2 separate regions of the Homo sapiens genome follow, and region 1 is linked to region 2. Evidence: read pairs that join two places in POLR2A ChIA-PET (ENCODE). Cell type or tissue: B cell. All regions are shown on one strand.

Region 1 (8,000 bases), 180 kb after region 2:
GCCAGGTGCAGTGGCTCACTGTAATCCCAGCACTTTGGGAGGCTGAGGCAGGAGGATCGCTTGAGCCCAGGAGTTCAAGACCAGCCTGGGCAACATAGCGAGACCCCTGTCTCTACAAAAAGTACAAAAATTAGCCAGGTGTGGTGGCATGCGCCTGTAGTCCCGGCTACTTGGGAGGATGAGGTGGGAGGAGAATCATCTGATCCTGGGAGGTTGAGGTTGCAGTGAGCTGAGATCACACCTCTGTACTCCAGGCTGGGTGACAGACTGACACCCTGTCTCAAAAAAAGAAGGTTTGTACATACTGTAACAGGATATGAAGCTCCAGATAGAGCAAAATTATGGTGACAGAAGTGAGTCAGAGATTGCGTGAGTTGGAGGGTGTGGCCTGGGGAGAGGAGATTGTAAAAGCGCGCTGGGGAACGCTTTAGGATAAAAGAAGTGTTCTATATCTTGACTGAGGAAAGGTTAAGTGACTCTAAGTTGCCCAAGTTCACCAAATTGTACACCTAAAATGTGTGAATTTTATTATATGTAAATTATACTAGCAAGAAAATTATTTTACAAAAAGGAGGTCTGTAACTTGGCATTTCAGATTTTGGAATATGCTTTTCCAAAAAAATGCATACTACAAATGGTGGTAAGTTTTTGGGCTAGCCCTTCTCCCCCAAATATGAACCATAATTTGGATGAGACTGAGTCACCTGGAAGCCCACCTAGTCTAGAGACATCAAAACCACAGCTCCCAGAGGTTCTATTATGTACCCTAAGTACCGGTTGGCAGAGAGAGAGAGGGATATTGTCTGATGTCCAGACACAGTCACAGAGTTAGGATCTGGTGACTGGAGAATGTGAGGTGATGGTAGGAAGATCTAAGGAACAGGAGGCAAACACATACCCTGGGCACTTTTGCACTTGACCAATCGCTAAGTAAACCTGGAACTCATACTTACTAGTTGAAGAGAGGGGAAGCCAGAGGTACTTATGCTCTGTCGATGGTACTGGCCAAGGTTTGGTGGGAGAGTAAACTGTTTCCTTATTTCCGCTGAAGAATACCTTGGATTAAAATAGAAAAATCTAAATGAAATGATTATTTTAGGAAATCATCACAATTTTAGATGCAATCTTTGATATCATGTTATAAAACGTAGGCCTTGGCTGGGCAATGAGCAGAACTGACTAAGATACCTTTTCAGTGGCCTGTTAGTGGACATCGTAGTTTTTGTCAGATAATACATACCCTTGAGAAGTTCACAGAGGCCATGATGCCTGCAGTCAGGTCCTGCCCAATACTGGAAGGATGATGACAGAAGGAGGACTTTGAGGCCCAAGAAAAAGATCCAGGGCATTTGACTCCTTCTCCCCCAGCCATTCAGAGTTTTCTCTATGTGAGGATGTCTGGTATCTGACTAGAATCCTTTAAATCCTGAGCTGCCATTTTGATCCAGCCATTCTCATTTCAAGCAGCTGAACCCTTTTGGCTGACTGGTTGCTACAACAGAGAACACCAGAGAACTGTTGTATGAATACTTCTACCTCCCTGTAGGCACCTTCGATGCTACAGGAATTCCCAATGATTGTATTTTTTCCCAACTGCTCCTAGTTCAGTGATCCTTTGCATCACCCATGTGGACAATGCTCAGCCAACACTTTAGGGAGCCATACACATGAGAGGAAATTGTTCCCCACTGTCTACTCACACCTGCTGGCATGTGACTGCTGGCCAGTGATACCCCAGCTTACAAAAAGGTTGACTTCTGAGCACTTATCTGTTAGCCATTTGTTTGGAACTCAGAGCACGTTTTCTCATTACATCATTGTGTTGGTGGTTGGATTCTCAGGCTAGTTCACAAAAGTGTATTTAAACCACAATGAGGCCAAAACATACAATACCAATACCACTACTGAATATAATTAGAAACTAACAGAGATTACTGAGGATCAAATGAGGTCACATATTTTAAACATGCTTTGTATCCAACAAGGGTATATATAAATTTTTAAACATTGTAACTTTAGATGTAATACTTAAATATTACAAATGAAGCGTATTATGTTTTCTCTGTGAAAACGTGTGCTAGGGCATACTTATTAACTACCCAGCATGATGAGGTTTCCTACATGGTTTGCTTTGCTCCCGACCTTGGCAATGAGTTACACCTAGAAAGGCAGGAAACTGGGCTCTTGTCCCAACTTTGGCATCTATTCTCCCTCAGGAGCACCCCAGTTTCCTTTCAAGATGCCAACACTCATGCTGTGCACTGTCTAGGCAGAAACACAAATCAAAAGAGTGGGCACATAACTCACGGCAGGACAAGTGTCTCTCTTTCCCAGGATTCTGAATGACAAATGGAGAGAAGATTGGAAGAATAAGACTGGAGCACCTTCATCCTAGTGGTGGCCCGTTACATGATGAGGCAAGGAAGTGTGAAACCCCAGAGGAAGCTGTAGCTGCAAGCATACATTTTGCTCCTTAATTTTCTACAGCGTTTTCTTTATTTAATTTTTTAAAAGTATAAGGAAAAACTAGGATAGGAAGTAAGTATTCTACTAGCCGTGAGGGAAATGGGAAATGCAGATCAAATCACAATGAGTTGCCATTTCACAACCACTAGGCTGGCTATAACAAGAAAGAGGGGCAATAACAAGTGTTTGCAAGGATGTGGAGAAACTGGAGCACGCATATGCTGTTGGTAGGAGTATAAAATGGTGCAGCCATTTTGGAAAGCCATCTGGCAGTTCCTGAAAAATTTAAGCAGAGCTCCCATGTATCCCAGCAATTCCACTCAAAGGTATTTACCCAGGAGAAATGAAAACATACTTCTGGCAGTGTGTGGTGGCTCACACCTGTAATCCCAGCATTTTGGGGGGCTGAAGTGGGCAGATCACTTGAGGTCAGGAGTTCATGACCAGCCTGGCCAACATGGTGAAACCCCATCTCTACTAAAAATACAAAAAAATTAGCCAGGTGTGGTGGCGTGTGCCTGTAATCCCAGCTACTTGGGAGGCTGAGGCATGACAATTGCTTGAACCCGAGAGGCGGAGGTCACAGTGAGCTGAGATTGCTCCACTGCACTCCAGCCTGGGTGACGGAGCAAGACTCTGTTGCAAAAAAAAAAAAAAAAAAAAAGACAACCACACTTCCCCACAAAAACTTACACATGAATGTTCGTAGCAGCCTTATTCATAAAGGCCAAAAAATGGAAAAAATCCAAACGTCCATCAACTGATGAATGACTTAACAAAAAGTTGTATATCCACACAATGGAAAATTACTCAGCAATAAAAAGGAAAAGAGTACCTATATACACCACAACATAAATGAACCTTGGAAACATTATCCTAAGTGAAATAAGCTAAACCAAAAGACCACATGTTCTATGATTCTTTATATGAAATGCCCAGAATTGCAAAATCTATACAGACAGAAAGTAGATTTGTGGTCACCTAAGGTTGGGGATATTGTAGAGAAATGGAGAGTGGCTGCTAATGAGTTTGGGGTTTCTGTTTGGAGTAATGAAAATGTTCTGAAATTGATTGTAGTGATGACTGTGAATACATTAAAAATCACTGAACTGTACACATGGGTGAATTTTGTAGTATATAAATTATATCTAAATAGATATAGATAGGTGTACGTGTAAATATTCTACAGAGACAAAAGTGAAGGCAAAAAATTAGTGTGACAACTAGGAATGAAAGAATAACCTCAGATTTTGTCTCCAAGTGCTTGATAGACTGATTTTAATTATAAGTTGGACAGTCACCAATGTTTTAAAAACCAGCAGATTAGACCACTGTCCAAAACAAAGGTCTATATTGCATGAGCAACAATGTGTCTTGTGTTTGGCACCACAGGACTCAAACCAACACTGCAATCATTTATTTGCTTACTTGAAAGAGGATCATAAGCCATGGAGGGCCAACACAACCAAGCCAAAGCCTTTTTCTGTGATCAAGCTGACCTTTTTACAGATAAGACTGACTTCTCCTGCGACTGCTGTGTCCAGGTCTTCCCCTAAGAGCTCTCAAATAACATGTCTTAGCTTCATGGCCACTCTAAAACTGGTCCTATTATACACCAGAGTGGTCTATCTGAAATAAGAATATCTGAAAATGTTCAGGAAAGAAAGTGGCACTGTGAGAGGATCAAAGAGGCAGGAAGGATAGGGTCTTGCTTTCATTTTGAAGCAAGATCTGTTGTCCTATGTCAAAACTCTAGTATTTTTGTCATCATGAAATCAGAATGTTCCTGCTCTCTAGCCCTTCTTAAACAGGGTCAACTGGTATTTCTGTTCCAGTCGTCCACATACAAGTTTCCAAATTCAGAACTACACAACTAATCTTCTTTCTTGACTCTTTGAGCCTAACCCAATACCTAATAGCACTCCTATTTTCTCTCCCTACAGAATCAATTATACAGAAGGCAATTAAACCTGTCACTTCAAAACTGTCAAATACAAACGAATGGTTTGTCCTTAAAATGAAAATAGTGAATCATTCCACGTGGAAAAGAATTGCTTCATATCATTTGAAGAACTTCAAAATAAAATATCTCTAGTGAGGCCCTACACACATATTAAGCTAGCAGAAATAGGCTGGAATGATAAAATTTCATGTTGGTCAAGCTGTGGGAAAACCAGCATGCCTCACACCCCTGGTGGGGTTGTATATTGGCTCTGTGTGTCTGGAAAGTAATACTGTAATATGCAACCAGAACTATGAAACTGCTGTTACTCTTTTATCTAACTATCTCGCTTTGGGAAATATACACCGTGGAATTCATACAAACAAAAATATAATTTTGAGCAGAAATGAACATAAGAATTCTGTATATGATAGCATGATAGCAAATAATTAGAAATAACCAAAGCATCCCACATTGGAAAGAACACTGAACAAATAATACTACAAAATATATGGGATATCATTTTTCCATTTAAAATGACAAAAATATAAATTAGGTTGACCCATGGAAACCTGCATATAAAGTAAGCTACAGTAAAAAATAGTATGAGCAACTAAATACAAACACACAACAGTATAACAATATACGTGGAAATATACTACAAGGATCAGAAATCCTTTCCATAGTCAGAAAGTAGTTTAATAACTACCTCATTCAGGTCTGTCTCCTGTGAAGTTATGTAAGTTCATAATTTTAAAAAAATCCATATGGCTGGGCACAGTGGCTCATGCCTGTAATCCCAGCACTTTGGGAGGCCAAAGCAGGTGGATCACTTGAGCTCGGGAGTTTGAGACCAGCCTGGGCAACATGGTGAAACCCAGTCTCTACAAAAAATACAAAAATTAGCCAGGTATGGTGGTGTGTGCCTGTAGTCCCAGCTACTCAGGGGGCTGAGGTGGGAGGATTGCTTGAGCCTGGGAGGTTGAGGCTACAGTGAACTGTGTTCATGCCTGCTGCACTCCAGCTTGGGTGACAAAGTGAGACCCTGTCTCAAAACAAAAACAAAAACAAACAAATTGCATACATATAAAATAGTGTGCAGACAGAGCGTACTACTTGGGATGTTTAAAAGTTATGTAAATGTCAGCTATTAAGTTTCCTAATATGGAACTTCAGTCCCAAAAGAACATATAGCACCCCAATGTCCAAATCAACCTTCTTCATCTCTACCCTGGTCCTAGTGAAGGGGGACATCTGTCTCCACAAAAAGGAACATAGCCAAAGCAGGTGTTTGCACAGGTTCCGTTTCCATGCAGGTACTGTGTGTGGGTTTTATTTTCCTCTACATTTGATTCTTAGACCAAATTTGACATGTCCAAGATAAGTTTCATGATGTTAGATTTATATCATGATAATATTTCCTTAATGAGCTAAGATACCCTTCTTCTAAGGAACTCAAAATAGTTTATAAATATTATCCTCTTTATTCTCCCGGAAGGGAGCCTTGGGATTTATTTAAAATGTCAATACCCATTGTGACTAAGGAGTCAGAATGGTGGTGATGGACTGGTGGTAAGGAGTGGGTAGAGAAGCTCTATGTTTTTTTCAGATCAGCAGATAATTATGATATACAATTGGGACTACAAACCACAACTAATCATAGCGTAGAGCTTGCAAAGTGTGGCTGCTGGATCATTTGCATTAAGTCATCAGCTACTTAGATAAAAATTCGAATTCCTGGACCTACCCCAGTCCTGTATTAGCATCTCTTGTGGTATAGCCTGGAAAACTGTATTTTAAGTCAGCAATTCCAGGTGATTTTTATGTTCAATAAAGCATAAGATTCACTGATAGTGCAAGACTGTGAAGGAATGGTTGGTTCATTCATTCATTCATTCATTCATTCATTCCACACTGAGAACACACAAATTGCTGGGCTCTCTGTTGCTGTTCCTGGGAAGCCTGATCCAGTGGGTAGGTGGGAGGAGGGCAGATGAATAATTTAATACTTACAATATAATATGGTAAGTATTCTATTACAGGAATATGCACAGTTCCTTGTTAGCAAAGAGGAAGGCGTTACTAATTCTGCCTAGGAATGTTTAGGGAGCTTTTAAAACAAGATTTCTGAGCCAGATTTTGAGAAAAAAATTCGTAAAAGAAGTTCTAATGGAGAAGACAATGCACGTTAAACTTTTTAACCATTTCATGATATGTAGACATCAGTTTTTCTCATTCTCACTTTAAGTATTTTAAACATCATGCTGCCTCATTTCTTTATAAAATATGTGTCTAGAAGAATAAAGAAAAAGAATGAAAACTCATTGACAGAGTCCTGAGTTTTGCCATTTGCCATTTGCTTGAGTTTAAGCACATTAGTTGACTAAGGTGGGCCTTAGTTTCATTATATGTAAACCAGAAGGGCTGGGCTGTATAGTCCTGAGCATCTTTCCAGCTCTAACAGGTGAAGATGCACAAGAATCTCCAAGCAGATCAATCAGCACCACGAGCTACTCCAGCAGCTGTGCTAGGAAACCAAACAGCCCTGGAAGGCTTCTCCCTGGCTTTTGACCCTCAAGGAAAATTCTTTCATTATCTGCTGGTATGGCCGGCAGCCAAAATGGCTGGATGGATTTTAAAACTGATTTAAGGAAAAAAAAACTTTGTCTATAAGTATTGAAAGAGGTTTGGGTCTCTTGAGGTTTTCCTGAATCTGACATGTTTTAAACAATAGTGAAAGGGGTGGGGTAAAGAAAAGCAAATATATAATTTACTCTTGGTAACGAACGACTGTAAAACACTCCAAAAATACAGTGTAAAGTACAAAGCTAGTGATACGTATTAATGACAGACATTTGTGGGTGTACCTATGCATGCAACCACAACACACAGTATAATTAAACCTTGCAAAATAGCCATTGTTTCAGGACTAGAAATGATTTACATCAAATAAGCAGTGAAAGGTTGTTACACACCCCTCTCCCCAAACTTCCTAAGTTACAAGGTTAGGGCAGGGTAGTATTTTTTTAAAAATCAAGGTTTAGGCCGGGCACGGTGGCTCAAGCCTGTAATCCCAGCACTTTGGGAGGCCAAGGCGGGTGGATCACCTGCGGTCAGGAGTTCAAGACCAGCCTGGCCAACATGGTGAGACCCCGTCTCTACTAAAAATACAAAAATTAGCCTGGCTTGGTGGCAGGTGCATGTAATCCCAGCTACTCGGGAGGTTGAGGCAGGAGAATCGCTTGAACCTGGGAGGTGGAGGTTGCAGTGAGCTGAGATCACGCCATTGCACTCCAGCCTGGGGGACAAGAGCGAGACTTTGTCTCAAAATAAATAAATAAATAAAAATCAAGGTTTAAAAATTTGTTGCATGTAGAAAAACTGACTTTGAATGATGCAGCTATCAAAGGGTTAGATCATTGTGCATGGCATGGATAAGCTCTGAAAACACACATCTATCTCAAGAGTGAGTAGTTCCTGGAGTTGACCACATAAAAGAAATCTAAGGCTTTTTCTGAGATGCATTCTTGGATGCTTTTAGTAAAGTGCACTTTTAAAAGTGTACAAAATGAATTTCTGTAGCAAACTTTAT
Region 2 (8,000 bases):
ATTTTCATTCATATATAAGTGTAATACAACTACATCAAATGGTATGTGCTTTGAGTTGCTTTTCTAAAAATCAGGATTGCCTTGATCTATTCATTTTTGTTCACTTATCTAGTTGCCTTCATGGCAAACATCATTTTGCATAACTGCTGGATTGAGTCAGAGATATCCATCGTGTACAGATAGACCATGGTTGTGGGCTTGGAAAGTCTTCCATTTTATCAAAGGATTGGCACTTACAAAGGCAAACGTTTCCTCATTTTTTTTTCCTGATCTTGGGAATGTAATAGGCATTTCTCTTCTCTGTTTCTGCTCCCTTGATGTCAAGTACACTCAGAACTTTTGTGGGGAAATCCAATTACGCTGAATGAGAAAAGACTCATGATGCTCACTGAATAACTGCCGTGGAAGTGTGGACAAGAACAGATCTAGATTTGAATTAAGGAGGCCCACTGGACAGAGGTATTAGGCTGGTACCTCCCTTCATCTGAGACTGCTTGAGCACCATGCTGAACTTGGGAGTCAGCGTTCTAAGAAGTCTGATAGGAAGATCTAGTCTTGTCTGAAGTAGCCTAAGAAGTCAGGTCCCAGGTCATTCCTGGTTGTCAAGGTCCTTGGCATGCTGGGTTCATCTGCTGACTGAGCCAAGAGTTGGATGTTCTAGATCCTTTTCCTTCTCTCCTATAGGCATTTGTAGGTGAGTCTCAAGCCCTGCAATTACTCTGCGTGAATTGGTCATGACTAAGCATTCTTCAACATGACTCCAGATTTGCATCATATTGTCAGGTCTGGCCCCGAAGTGGAGACTCCTCTGAGAAAGTGGTACTCCTTAAAGCCTGGTCCACTCATCTCTAGGATTTCTTTTTTACCTGGGGTTGTTACATGAAAGGGAAGAGGTTTCCTAAAAGTCTTCTAAACCTTACAGGTGTTCAGGTTAAGTGTAGGAACATTTCTGTGTTTGTCTATGGATCAAAGTCCTCATCAACCCCAAGGAAGAAGGGTGCAGACGTATAATGACAACCTAAATAATAAGAACCAGAGGAGCTGCCACCTCTGGTTTTGCTTACCTGATTTACAGTAGCTCCCACAGAGCCTTGCAGCACCATCTGAAGCATCTTTGCATCAGGCGGCTCCTGGTTAATGGCAACTGCTAACTGCAGGGTCTTCTTCTTCATGTCTTCAATGGCAACTTCAATCGGTGTCAAAACAAACTGAACATGAGACGTAAACATAGGGAAGTCACTGTCTGGTCTCATAAGCTATGGACAAGCCTGGAGCTATGACAGAGAGGCCACCTGAATTTGAAGAGGCAGCTAGGGAAAGACTTTCAGAGTAATTTAAAATACTCTTAACAGGTTAAAAAGAAAGATGGGCCTAACATTTCTTGATTCCTTATGTTCCAGGAACTTTACATACATTTAGCATTTATTCCTCTCAACAACCTCTTTATACTCTCCATTTTACAGTCAAAGGGGGATTTGTAAGGTTAAGTTCCACAGAATGCCACAGGTAGTAAGGGAGGAGGTCATAATTCGATCACAAGTATGTCTATCTTCAAAGTCCATGTTTTTTCTACCCTGTCAGGTGCCTTTTCCTATTACTGAGCAAGTTACTCAACTTACTTATTTATTTATTTATTTATTTGAGATGGAGTTTTGCTCTTGTTGTCTAGGCTGGAGTGCAATGGCATGATCTTGGCTCACTGCAATCTCCGCCTCCCGGGTTCAAGCAATTCTCCTGCCTCAGCCTCCCAAGTAGCTGGGATTACAGGCATGCACCACCACACCCAGATAATTTTGTATTTTTAGTAGAGATGCGGTTTCTCTATGTTGGCCAGGCTGGTCTCAAACTCCCAACCTTAGGCAATCCCCCTGCCTCGGCCTCCCAAAGTGCTGGGATTACAGGCAAGAGCCACCGCACACAGCCTCATGTTACTCAACTTACAATGCAGAAAGCTGTAGTAGAAGCACAGCACTCAAGATTTTCTCCCCCATCATAACACAGGCTTTTGATATCACCTGTGCCTTCTCCAACTGAGGGTGAATTTCCAGTAAATGGAATTCTTTTAAGGGTCAATCAATCTATTTGCTAAGTTCTGCTGGTTTGGGGTAGAGTCTTTTCTGAATTTTATAGGTTGAATTGTGTTCCCCCAAAATGTATATGTCGAAGTCCTAACCTTCAGTACCTCAGAATGTGACCTTCTTTGGAGATAGGGTCTTTACAGAGGCAATCAAGTTAAAATGAGGCCAGCAGGGTAAGCCCTAGTCCAATATGACTGGTGTCCTTACGAGAAGAGGAAATCTGGACACGAACACAGAGGGAAGATGATGTGAAGAGACACAGGGAGAAGAGGGCTGTCCACAGGTCAGGGAGAGAGGCCTGGAACAGACCCTTTCCTCACAGCCCTCAGAAGGCACCAACAGTGCTGGCACCTTGATTTCAAACTTCTAGCCTCTAGAATTGTGCAGACAGTAAATTTCAGTTGTTTAAGCCACCCAGTCTATGGAACTTTGTTCTACAGCCCTAGCAAACAGCTGAGAACTGTTGTTGAGGTTGTTGGGGAACGAAGGAAGGCCAAGAAAACTTCAGGCTGGTGCAGTGGCTCACACTTGTAATCCCAGCACCTTGGGAGGCTGAGGTAGGAGGATCGTTTGAGGCCAACAGTTTGAGACCAGACTGGGCAACAAAGTAAGACCCCTGTCTCTTACAAAATATATATCTCTCTGTATTTTTAATTAGCTGGGCATGGTGGCACAAGCCTGTAGTCCCAGCTACACAGGAGGCTGAGGTAGGAAAATTGCTCGAGCCCAGGAGGTCGAGGCTGCAGTGAGCCATGTTCATGCCACTGCACTCTAGGGCAACAGAGGAAGATCCTGTCTCAAAAATGAAAAAGAGAGAAAGAGAGACAGAGACACAGAAAAAAAGGAAGAACGAAAGGAAAGGAAGGAAAGGAAAGGAAGGCAGGAATGAAGAAAAGAAAAGGTTTTGAAATGCTTTTGGGCACCATGAGTTTATATCTGTGTTATGCCTAGAATGTCTCAGTGTTCAAAAGTCCAAACCAAGAAGTATAGGAAGTACAGCAGATGGCTTCTAAACCCACCTCCTCCCGACTGAGTCACTGCTTCAGGCTTTCTTCAGCTTCTGTGAAAGCCACACCCTGATGTGGTTACCCAGCTGAACACTACCTGCTGGATGACTCTCCAGTTAGCTCAGCTATTTCTGCTTCTGCCTGATGAGGTATATATTCACCACAATTCATCTGTGTTTGTTCACCAACTTGATTATGCCTGTTATACTTGTTATTTTAATGACCCAATCTAATTAGATAATGGAGAAACTGATGAACCATGGGTGTGGAAAGAAAAAGATTTCTTTCTATGAAAACCAAGCCAAATGGTTGGACAAGATATTATGAAAGTGAGTTGCTATAAAAATTCCTGTCATATTAGGTGTGCACAAGACTGCTGTCAAAGTCTCGGGGAGAAAAACATCATAAACATCCAGAAGGCTTCTGCTCTCAAATTGTTTAACAAGGATCTTTAAGCTCTCACTCTGCTTACACAAAGCAAAACTGAAAATCATGGACAAAGCACTACGGGTGTGGTTTATAAAAGAAAATGCTGAATTGTGATCAGCAAACCCACAGTCACAGAGAAGTCTGTGGCCCTGCATAAAAAGGACGACAAATAAGTGTATATATATGTGTTTTAAAGAATAATAAGTTGTTTATGGTGTGTAGAATTTTGAACAATTCTGTGGTTTGAGAGACCTTCTTGACCAGTCCTTTTATTAATAAAATGAGTATAATCTTGTACTGTACTTAGAGGTCTTTCCTGCTAATGCATAGATGAAGAAACTGAAGGTACGTAGCTTGTTTAAAATCACAGGAGGAAGCTAGGACTAGAAGCTAGTCAGTGAACTTGTCTACCTTACACGGCCCTTTCCCACAGCACACCACCGCCTCACTGGGGCTGCCCACGTGCAGGTCCCGTCTCCAATAATTAACAGCACGACTATGCTTGAATCACCTCTAAGCTTTGAAATATAGAAAAATTTTATATAAAATATTTAAAAGGTAAATATATCTGTTGTACAAGTTTATAATTGAAATATATATTAAATATTATAATTAAATACATAAACACACTTATACTAAAGATATAACTTTAAAATATTAAATATTTAATATACAATAGTGCTATAAAATATGTAGCTGCCTAAATGGGATTTTCTGGCACTATGAGAGTGAAAGGACAACCATATAATCATATTTCAAGTGCATCCCTCCTTGTTTTCAGTCCAATCCACTGTGAAAGAGGTTTGTGGGTCCTCCTGGGAGGCCACCCAGCCCACTCATCCAGTGGTGGCCAATCCCTTGGGTGCATTACCTCCTCCTTCTGGATGACGCTGATCCTGGTCTTGATGTAGGGGAAGGCGTGCATAGTGGTCAGGACTGTGTTCCTTCTGTACTGCTCATGCAGCTCTCCCCGAGGCCGCCCCTCCAGGGTGAACGGGGTGGTGTACATGAACCTCCGGAGGTTGAAATTCTTCTCAAAGTATGTGACCCTGTCTTTCATCTCATACTCATCAAAGTAGGGCTCCACAAAAGTGATCTGTATGTAGGCCTAAGGGGGAAAAGGCACGGAGGGAGAAGATGAGCTATTCTGCAAACGGCCATCCCTGACGCAATGGAGGGGCATGCAGGAACACGGCGTGCCGGCACCGCCCTGCCCAGTGCAGAAAAGCTACAGATGCAGGGGAGAATGTGGCCAGCAGAAGTTCCTCCTCTCCACCCCCAAGGACAGAAGGGGCTGCAAGGAGGGAGAGGGGAATGTGCCTGTGGGGAGAGTGAGGGCCACCGGCCGCACCTTCCTAGCAGAGCAAACTGATCCACAGTGGAAGCCTTGGTATGAGAGTTTGCAAACTGCTATTCCAAAGAGACAAACTTTCCTTTACAGAATGACAATGACTACCTCACAGTTATGAGGAAGCATGAATGGCCGAACTAAAGAAAACTAACAATATCAAGTGCTGGCAAGGATGGAGATCAGCTAGAGCTGTCATACACAGAGGGTGGGAATGCAAAATGCACAGCTACTTTGCAGAAGAAGCTGGCGGTCTCTTATGCAGTTAAACTGCACTACCATTGGACCCAGCAACCCCACTCCTATGTGTGTACAGGAGAGAAATGAAAGCTTATGTCCATACAAAAACCTGTACACAAATGTCTCCAGCAACTTTATTCATAACAAAGACTAGAAACAACCCAAATGTCACTCCAGTGGGGAATTAACAAGCAAATGGTGAGGTAGTCACACAACAGAATACTACTCAGCAACGGAAAGGAAGGAACTATTGCAACATGGACTACCAATGGGCACGGGAAGTATTTTGGAGTGGTGGATCTGTTCTATATCTTGGTTATGAAGGTAGTCACATGTGTTTGTCAAAACTCATAGAACTAAACACCAAAACTGAATTTTACTGCCTAGGCCTCATTTAAACACACACTCACATCACCTCCACCCTCAAACACAGAGCGAATAAGTACTCATTAAAGACGACAATCTCTTAGGAAAAAAAGTGACCATGAGTTCAGATGCTGGGACACTCACCCACTGAAAGGGATGAGTGGGGTCACTGACCTCAGACTGTAAATCACGACTTAGTATAATGAAATCTGGTTGTAACTCTGGGTTCAGACTCTCATTCCAAACTCTCACAACCTACCCTGGGAATTTTAAAAGAGGGGAAAAGGGCACCTTGGCTGAGGGAGGTCACATTTTACACAGCTTGTGCTATGTACAGATCACTGTGGGCACACGGCCAACTCCATCTCCCAGACATGTGTGTCTGAAGATTAGTTAAACTCTTACCACAGCCACTGCTTTCAAGCCGAGGCTAGGGAATGTGTCTTAAGTGAGAAAGCATTCTGAAAAATGTAGAAAAACAAACTCTTCAATTTGGCCAATTCTTCCCCTCTTCCATTATCTTCTTCATATCCTGGAAGATGGAACTGGGAGTTTGGACCTTTCATTTTATAGGTTTGCTAGATGGTGAATGGTCCTCTGTCCCAGGGCCCTTAATGATACCTTGCACTTGCACTATTTCCAGTAACTTAGAAAGCTCATTCATGGACATGTGAGTTGGGCTGAGTGGGCAGCATCAGCTTGTGGTATAATAAAGAATATGTCTGGTCTTTGTCTCCATTTCCTAGCACAGAGCTTTAGAAACACTTAGAATTTCCTCAGTGATGGGTGTCTTTGTGATGCTAATGAGGTGACTCATGCTGGGCCCCTGGATAGCTTCAGGATGCCAAGTGGCCACCAAAAAGACCAATTCTGTGATTACAGGGTAGGAACTGGATGACCTCTGGAGACAGGAGAGGGGCTGGAGACTGTATTCAATTTGCCTACATAATGAAACCCCAACAAAATCTCTGGACACTGAGACTTGGCGGAGCTTCCTGGTTGGAGAACACACTGATGAGCCAGGAAGCCATAAATAAAGGCACAAAAAGATGTTCACCCTTTATCATAATACTCTGATAGTAACCAGAGTACTTTTTGGAATTCTGTGAGTCATTGTAGTGAATTATTTAATCTAACAGGTATCATAGAAACTCCCAAATTATTATTATTATTATTATTATTATTATTTGCTTTGTTTTCTCCTATTTTCAAGCTAACAGGTTATAGAAACTCCCAAATTTGTAGCTGGCTGATCAGAAGCGTGGCTGGCCTGGGGGTCCCTCTTGAAGCTGGCATCTGAAGTCAGGGCAGTCTTGAGGAGGACTGAGCCTTTACCCTGTGGGAGCTGATACCACCTCCACGTGTTAGCATCAGAACTGTACACCCATTTTGGGGTGAAATGGAACATACCCTCTTGTGAAAGTGAGGAAACCCAAACCCAAGCCGTTTTTACCATTCCCCCAACAGCACAGTGATCCCGGACTTGGATGGAAGGAATACTTGCAGCCTAAAGAAGGAAGCCACTAAGTGTTGTCGAGTTTGAAATGGAGAGTTTAAAGGTTTTATAAAAAGGCAGTAAAGAGCAGTGCTGAAGAGTAGGGGTTCAGAAGCAACAGACCTCAAGTCTGAGTACTGGCTCTGCTGCTTGCATGACCTTGAAACTTGCTTGACTCTTCCATGTCTCAGTTTTCTCATCTCTAAAATAGGAATGACAAAATCTACTTCCAGGGGTCGTTGCAGGATGAAATAAAATGATGTATGTAGAGGGCCTAATGCAGTTCCAGGTACACAGTTGGTGCTTAATAAGTGGTAGCTCCTATTATGATTCCTGCCTTTGACTATATTTTCTTTAAGATCTGACCAATTAGTAGTTGAACTCTAGACGAAAAGGTTTGACTGCATTTAAGTGACTTGGAGAGTCCAGATAGATGAGATCATTAGGTATTCTTGGGTAGAGAACGAAGGGATTTAGAGCTTGATGGTTAGTTTTTGTAAATTTTTGTATACCTTGTTAGGATCCAACTTGGTTTTGTCCACAGGAGTGGAGTCTTTAATCACTTCCACAAATTCTGCACCAAAACATTGACCATAAAATGCCTAGGTAAGAAGAACCAACAGTTTATAAAGGTTATTTTAACATAATGCAACTCTTTGTCTTCTTGGAAGTGAAATAAGTTTGGAGCAAGTGCAAGGTAGAATGATGTTCACTGATTATTGAGAGTTCCTCTGAGCTAATGAGCAAAGTTCAGCATTTCCTAAGACAAAAATAAAAATAGCACTGTCAACTGGTATATGCTTCCCTATAAGATGTATGCTTGGCCTCTAATTCAGCTAACATCATTATATTTGCTGAGGTATCTCCTGGGGTATCACACTCTTTACTTCTCGCCTTCTGTACCCTGGGAACTTGGAAGTCACCAGCCTTCCCATATTGTGGCAAATCACAGTGCACAAGAAGATAAAATATATACCTCTAATTCTAAGTAGGGGAAACAATATAGGGAACCAAGTGGACTGGGGTCAATTGCTAGC

Evidence for each region. ChIA-PET counts read pairs that join two places held together with the same protein. Peaks named below come from ENCODE experiments on the same cell type or tissue, not always from the same donor. Only the 100,000 strongest peaks of a DNase experiment are listed, where the experiment ranks them.
Region 1: POLR2A ChIA-PET joins it to region 2 with 12 read pairs; 2 of 35 experiments call an interaction of 5 or more read pairs at or near these places.

The regions. Positions count from the first base shown.
Region 1 is chr9:264,683-272,682 of GRCh38, reverse strand. It overlaps DOCK8 (dedicator of cytokinesis 8), which reads right to left. Exons shown (of 48, transcript NM_203447.4): 2 at 954-1,056. Among named protein-coding and RNA genes, the nearest start is that of DOCK8-AS1, 53 kb to the right of the region's middle. In B cell, no CTCF peak of the experiment used is centred here; a DNase peak (open chromatin) is centred at 292; H3K27ac peaks cover 1,900 bases.
Region 2 is chr9:442,992-450,991 of GRCh38, reverse strand. DOCK8 (dedicator of cytokinesis 8) reads right to left here. Exons shown (of 48, transcript NM_203447.4): 43 at 7,476-7,565; 44 at 4,386-4,622; 45 at 1,065-1,208. Among named protein-coding and RNA genes, the nearest start is that of DOCK8-AS2, 23 kb to the left of the region's middle. RefSeq lists an enhancer at 5,999-6,558. In B cell, no CTCF peak of the experiment used is centred here; no DNase peak of the experiment used is centred here; H3K27ac peaks cover 531 bases.